Regions from separate parts of the Homo sapiens genome. Here region 1 is linked to region 2. The links are chromatin contacts, found by Hi-C or POLR2A ChIA-PET in ENCODE. All regions are on one chromosome and are shown on one strand. The core of a region is the stretch at or near the end of the contact, and the rest is flanking DNA. Distances in the headings are between cores, read along the strand shown.

The links. A loop is a pair of places that touch in the nucleus more often than their neighbours do. ChIA-PET counts read pairs that join two places held with the same protein, here RNA polymerase II (POLR2A).
Region 1: a map of B cell shows a loop between it and region 2 (4-fold over the local background). The contact joins two enhancer-like sites. A Hi-C loop is called at or near these places in 1 of 168 maps with a recorded cell type or tissue (B cell). POLR2A ChIA-PET finds 5 or more read pairs at or near these places in 1 of 52 experiments (MCF 10A).

The regions. Positions count from the first base shown.
Region 1 is chr7:3,596,003-3,598,702 of GRCh38, forward strand. All of the region lies in intron 1 of SDK1 (sidekick cell adhesion molecule 1), which reads left to right. Among named protein-coding and RNA genes, the nearest start is that of SDK1-AS1, 250 kb to the left of the region's middle. Within about 2 kb of position 1,394, at least 3 of the 41 ENCODE cell types and tissues checked have a DNase peak (open chromatin) inside an H3K27ac peak, as active enhancers do; they include B cell, where a contact is called at or near this core.
Region 2 is chr7:2,978,684-2,981,383 of GRCh38, forward strand. All of the region lies in intron 1 of CARD11 (caspase recruitment domain family member 11), which reads right to left. Among named protein-coding and RNA genes, the nearest start is that of CARD11-AS1, 36 kb to the left of the region's middle. RefSeq lists a silencer at 1-50 and enhancers at 784-1,515, 1,511-1,600, 1,516-2,245. Within about 2 kb of position 1,353, at least 5 of the 41 ENCODE cell types and tissues checked have a DNase peak (open chromatin) inside an H3K27ac peak, as active enhancers do; they include B cell, where a contact is called at or near this core.

The sequences.
Region 1 (2,700 bases), core at 144-2,643, 620 kb after region 2:
GAACATTTCAGATAGTATTTATTAAAATATTTCCTCCTTGGTATGAAGTAGATGCTCAATAATTGTTAGGTAGCACAGATTAATTATCCTTTATCTAAAAATTCCAAATCTGAAATGCTCCAGTGAGCATTTCCTTTGTTGGTGCTCAAAAAGTTCCGCATTTTGGAGCGTTTCAGTCTGTCGTTCCAGGGGTAGTAACAGAAGCTGTCATCTTGCTGGCTCTTCCATCTGGCTGGGTTGCATGAGAGTTAAACAGTAATAGGAGAAATGAAATTTCAGTAATAGGCAGTCTCCTTAGCACAATAATTGGTACAAGAGAGTAAGTCTGACAGTGCCAGTGACCATCAGAACAAACCACAGTCATTGTGGTAAAGTTGCTCGAGGCAGTGACTGAGGAAAGTGTGTCTCCATTTCTGTAACAATGGGTAGATGTCTGCTCTAAGGATTTTTAATTGAGGTAAAATGTACAGAAAGCATGAAAAGAATTTCATAGATGTTAAGTGCATAAGCCGGTAAGTTTTGACAAACGCATGGACTTTGTGACCACCTCCTCACTCCAGATGAACGTCTCCATCACCCCTGCAAGTTCCCTCAGGCCCTTCCAATTAATCTCCATCCCTGTAGGCAGTCGTTTTTCTGATTTCTTTTCAAATAGATAAATATTACCTGTGCTTGAATTTCATATGAAGGAAATCAAAATGTTAAAAGAAGAACTTCAGACAAAGGAAATTTAGCAGAGTTTAATTGAGCGAAGACTAATTCTGGAATCAGAAGCCCCCAGGCTAGCCTAAGTTCAGAGTAACTCATGCTGCCACATCATCAGATAACACTTATGAACAGAAAAAGGAAAGCACCATAAAAGATAGAAGTGAGGTACAGGTACAGAAACAGCTAGATTGGTTACAGCTTAGCGTCTGCCTTACTTGAACACAGTTTGAACACTGGCCGCCTGTGATTGGCCAAAACTGGTATAAGAGTAGGTTACAGGCTGAGCGAGGTGACTCACACCTGTAACCCCAGCACTTTGGGAGGCCGAGGCAGGCGGATCATGAGGTCAGGAGATCGAAACCATCCTGGCTAACACGGTGAAACCCTGTCTCTACTAAAAATACACAAAAAATTAGCCGGATGTGGTGGCGGGTGCCTGTAGTCCCAGCTACTCAGGAGGCCGAGGCAGGAGAATGGCGTGAACCCGGGAGGCGGAGCTTGCAGTGAGCCCAGATCGCGCCACTGCACTCCAGCCTGGTCGACAGAGTAAGACTTGGTCTCAAAAAAAAAAAAAAAAAAAAAGAGGATGTTACAGTCTGTTTATGTTATCTAGTTACAGTTCACTTTGTACTGAGAAAACTTCTCCCCTTTTGGTCAACTTCTCCATTTTCACATCACTCTTTCAGTGTCATAAAGAGACTGAAACCTCAAATCCCACTGGGAAATAGCAGAACAGTGGGTTTTGTAAGATAGAAACAGGACACAGAACACCGGCGGCGGGGAGGCCACCTGTTGGTTACTTCAGGTTGCTTTTTCGAAAGTGTTAGAGAGAACTTCCTTATTATGCTGGAGTGTCCCATTTTAGGAGGAAAATAACCTGCTCTGTTTTGAGATTGATCTGTTTCCTTACAGTCTTAGTTTGATTAGGTCGCATTTAGCTCAGTGACTTCATTTTGGTTTGGTCTGGTCTGTCGGGGCCTAGGGGAGAGGGGCTCAGTGCAGTGCAATGGCCTCCCATAATTTTGTTGGACAATACAGTACAGACAGTTTTGTTTTTGACTTTTTTCACCCATCAAAATGTCTGTGAGATTCCTCGATGGTGCTGAGTTTACCAGTTTGTTTCTTTTTATTGATGTACGTCTCTGTCGTTTTCCATGTAGGGCACTATAAATAACAGTACTTTGACCGTTTATAAAAAATTACTCGTGTGGATGTATGCTTTTTTTCCTCTTGGGGGAAATATCCAGGCCTGGAACTTCTGGATCATTGTGTAGGTATTTAATTTTATGATAAATTGTAAAGCCTTTTTCTAAAGTGGTTGTACCATTTTTACATGTTCACCAGTAATGTATGAGTTGCAGTTGCTACACCTATTTGCCTACATTTAGTGTTGTTTGTATTATTCAATTTAGCCACTTATAGTTTCTGATGTCAAATGATGTTGAGCAGCTTCCCATGTGCTCGTGGGCTGTTTGTAGATCTTCCTTTAGGAAGTGCATGTTCAAGCCTTTTGCTCATTTTATTTATATATTTCCATTTGTCTTTTCTATCATTGATGAGTAGGCATTCTTTATAGACTCTGGATATAAATTCTTGCAAGATATGCATTATCAGAATATTTTCTCTTACTCTGTGGCTTTCTTATTCAACTCAACAGTGTGTTTGTTCTAAATTAAGCTTTTTATTTTTATTTTATTTTGAGATCATTGTAGACTCAAATGCAATTGTTAGAAGTAATACACAGAGATCCCGTGTACCCATGTAGACTCTCCCAATGGTAACATGTTACAAAAGTATAATACGGTATTACAGCCAGGACACCAGCATCAGGGCAGTCAAGACCAGAATATTTCTGTCAGCACAAGATCCCTGCATTGCCCTTTAATTGTCACACCTTCCTCATTTCCCTTGTCCCCATCCCTGGCCCTGGCAAACCCTAATCCCTTCTCTATTTCTATACTTTTGTCATTTCAAGAATATTATATAAAAGGA
Region 2 (2,700 bases), core at 103-2,602:
GCTCTGGTCACGCCCCTTCTCCTGAGAGCTCCCAGGACTGCAGGCAACTTGCTGAAGAACTTGGGTAATTTCCCGGAGGCCGGCTCACCTGTTTCCAGCCCATCAGTGATCTTGAAACTTACAAATACTCAGACTCACACTTTCCGCCTATCCGTGCAAGGTAAGAGGAGCCAAACACATCTCGAAATGCACCGATTTTTCTTCTTCTAAGGGGGCAGACTCTCGTGGTGTGCCCCCACCCTCTCTGTTAATGCCTCTATTGTGTAAAAACGTCTTTAGATAAATTTGTCGGGCTTGGAGCCTGGGGTGGCCATTTCTTTGCACTTTATCTACTACAATCCAAGACCAGCAAACATGAGGCCACGTTTTTCCAGTGGTTTCTGCCTCCCCCACCACAGTGGTGACGGAAATACGCTCCCCAGCAACAGTGAGAAGACCCTGGGATTCTGCAGGCTCAGAGATCATCTGTACCCTCCCGCCGTGTAACTGCAAGACGACAAATGAGATGCAAACAGGGAAGTCTTTCTTACGTTTGTGCCAAATGATACAATCACCAATAATGAAATAAGGCACCTGTGAAAACTGCACCCAGAAACGGTCGATCAGTATGGACATGAGGTTGTTAAGAATGCGTTTCCTTAGCATCGAAGAGGGGGTAACTGGCTGCTCTCTGATCATCTGTCTCTTCTTCCCTGTGTGCAGGGAGCTATGAAGGAGCCCACTTAGGAAGCCAGGATTTAAGGTGACAGGAGCATATTGCAGGTGGGGCTCCACCTGCCGGGCAGTGACGGCTGGGGGTCACCCCGAAATCTCTGCACTCAGGGCTGTCAGACGGACGTTACGCGGTATGTGAACTAGAGACACTAAGAGCCTATTATTCTGTTTTGCATTTTAAAGGAGGTCTCTGAGGACCAGCTGATGCTTTCAAACCACTTAAGTCAGCGAAGCCCCAAAAAGGCTGTAGTCTCTTGCAAGCAAAAGTTACCAAGGGGCTGCCGAGGGTCTTCAAGCCCGCAGGACTTAAGAAATTCCCGAGTGTTTCACCAGGAATTGAGGAATCTACTCGGATCCCTTTCAGGGATCCCGGGGGGAGGGGAACTTCCCCTTTGGGGTCCCCAGTCCTACTGTCTCTTTGGGAAGCTCCTTGTCCCACAGTCGCCTGGTTTGTCCTCCGGTGTTTGTGGGCAGGGGCTGGGCCTTTGGTGCCCCGGTGGACACCAGCGAGCCACAGCCTCATTTCTTAGCATTTGCAATCTCAAGAGATCCCAGAGGAACCGTCTGGAAGGTGCTTGCGGGGTTGAGGGGTGGGGAACACGAACCCTTCCCAGACCTGGGGAGGGCCAGGCTGCAAGGCCCCACGTTTTGGAAACAGACCCTGTACACACTTCCTCTCCACCCAGCTGGGGGCCACGGGCAACTCAGGCCTTGAGACACACTCTGCGCACTGAGCCCCACTCCCCGGCCCCTGGCACTGTCCCAGTCAGAAGAAAATAAGACCCAGTGCCACATGACAACGGGAGCATCCTGGCCTGTGTGGGTCACCGGGCATGTATGGAGAGCGTCTACGGGCTGGATCCATGGAGCTCTGTGCAATCCAAGCCACGGCATGAGACAGTCGCCCCAGCACCTGCTGCTGAGACTCCACATCTGGTTTAGGAAATTAGGAGATGCAAAGAGGTGTGCATGAAGCCATGAAAACACATGGGCACGGACAGGACAAGGGGGCCAGGTGCTGGGGAGAGGGGGTCCCATGGCAGCCCCCCAGGGACAGGGCTTCACCAGCGCTGCACCCGCGGGCCTCAGTCACGGGACCGGCCAGTTGGGAAACGTACTCACGCGGTTGTGAGCCAGCTGGGTCCTGGGGGTTCCTCGTGTTCCTCTCAAATTCTCTCTCCTCCTGTTGATTCCCCAGAAAACACCAAGGCTGTGGGAGAGCAGCCACCTCCCCCGGAAGCCTACACCGACGCCCCACTCAGATGCTGCCTCTATTTTTAGCGGGGGCAGAAGTGGGGACTGGGGGTGGGCTGCCTTACTTCCCTCTTTTTTTTTTTTTGTTCCGAGCAGAATCTGTGGGTGACTTTCCATTCATGGGAGTGGGGAGGCTCGGAGAGCAGAAAGGGACCCAGGCCGTGCAGGGCAGGCAGAAACTGCAGGGAACAGGGTGCGTCTGTCATCAGGGCCAGGAGGGCGGTGGGGCAGGGAGGCAAGGGCAGGAACCCGGCGTCGTCAGTCACTGTTCGCACCTCTGCTCTGCTCTCACCGCTGGGCCCCGGGCCACGCCAGACCTCACCCAGGGGACCTCTCTGGCCTCCTCTGCCTCTGAATTCCACAGAGGAGGAAGACTGGCCAGCAGAAGTGCGGGGCCTTGGACATTCCAGGGAACACTCTTCTATGAGCGTGCATCCCATGATGCATACCCTTTTCCCCTCTGTCTCTTTGAAGTTTGTTAGTGGGTGTGGAGCCCAAAGTACTTTGGACTGGAACATCATGGCTGGAACATCGTGTCTTTACCAGAGAATGGAGGGCAACCAGAGTTGTGGGAATGAATGGAGGCAATGCATGAACACCGCCCACCCCAGCGACCTGTGGATGCAGGCGATCAATTCCTTCCCCAAAGCTGTCAACGTCCCCTCCGCTCCTATACAAGCAAACACCAGTTTCTCGGCCATTGCTTCCTGGCCCTGGCCCTGTGTGCAACAG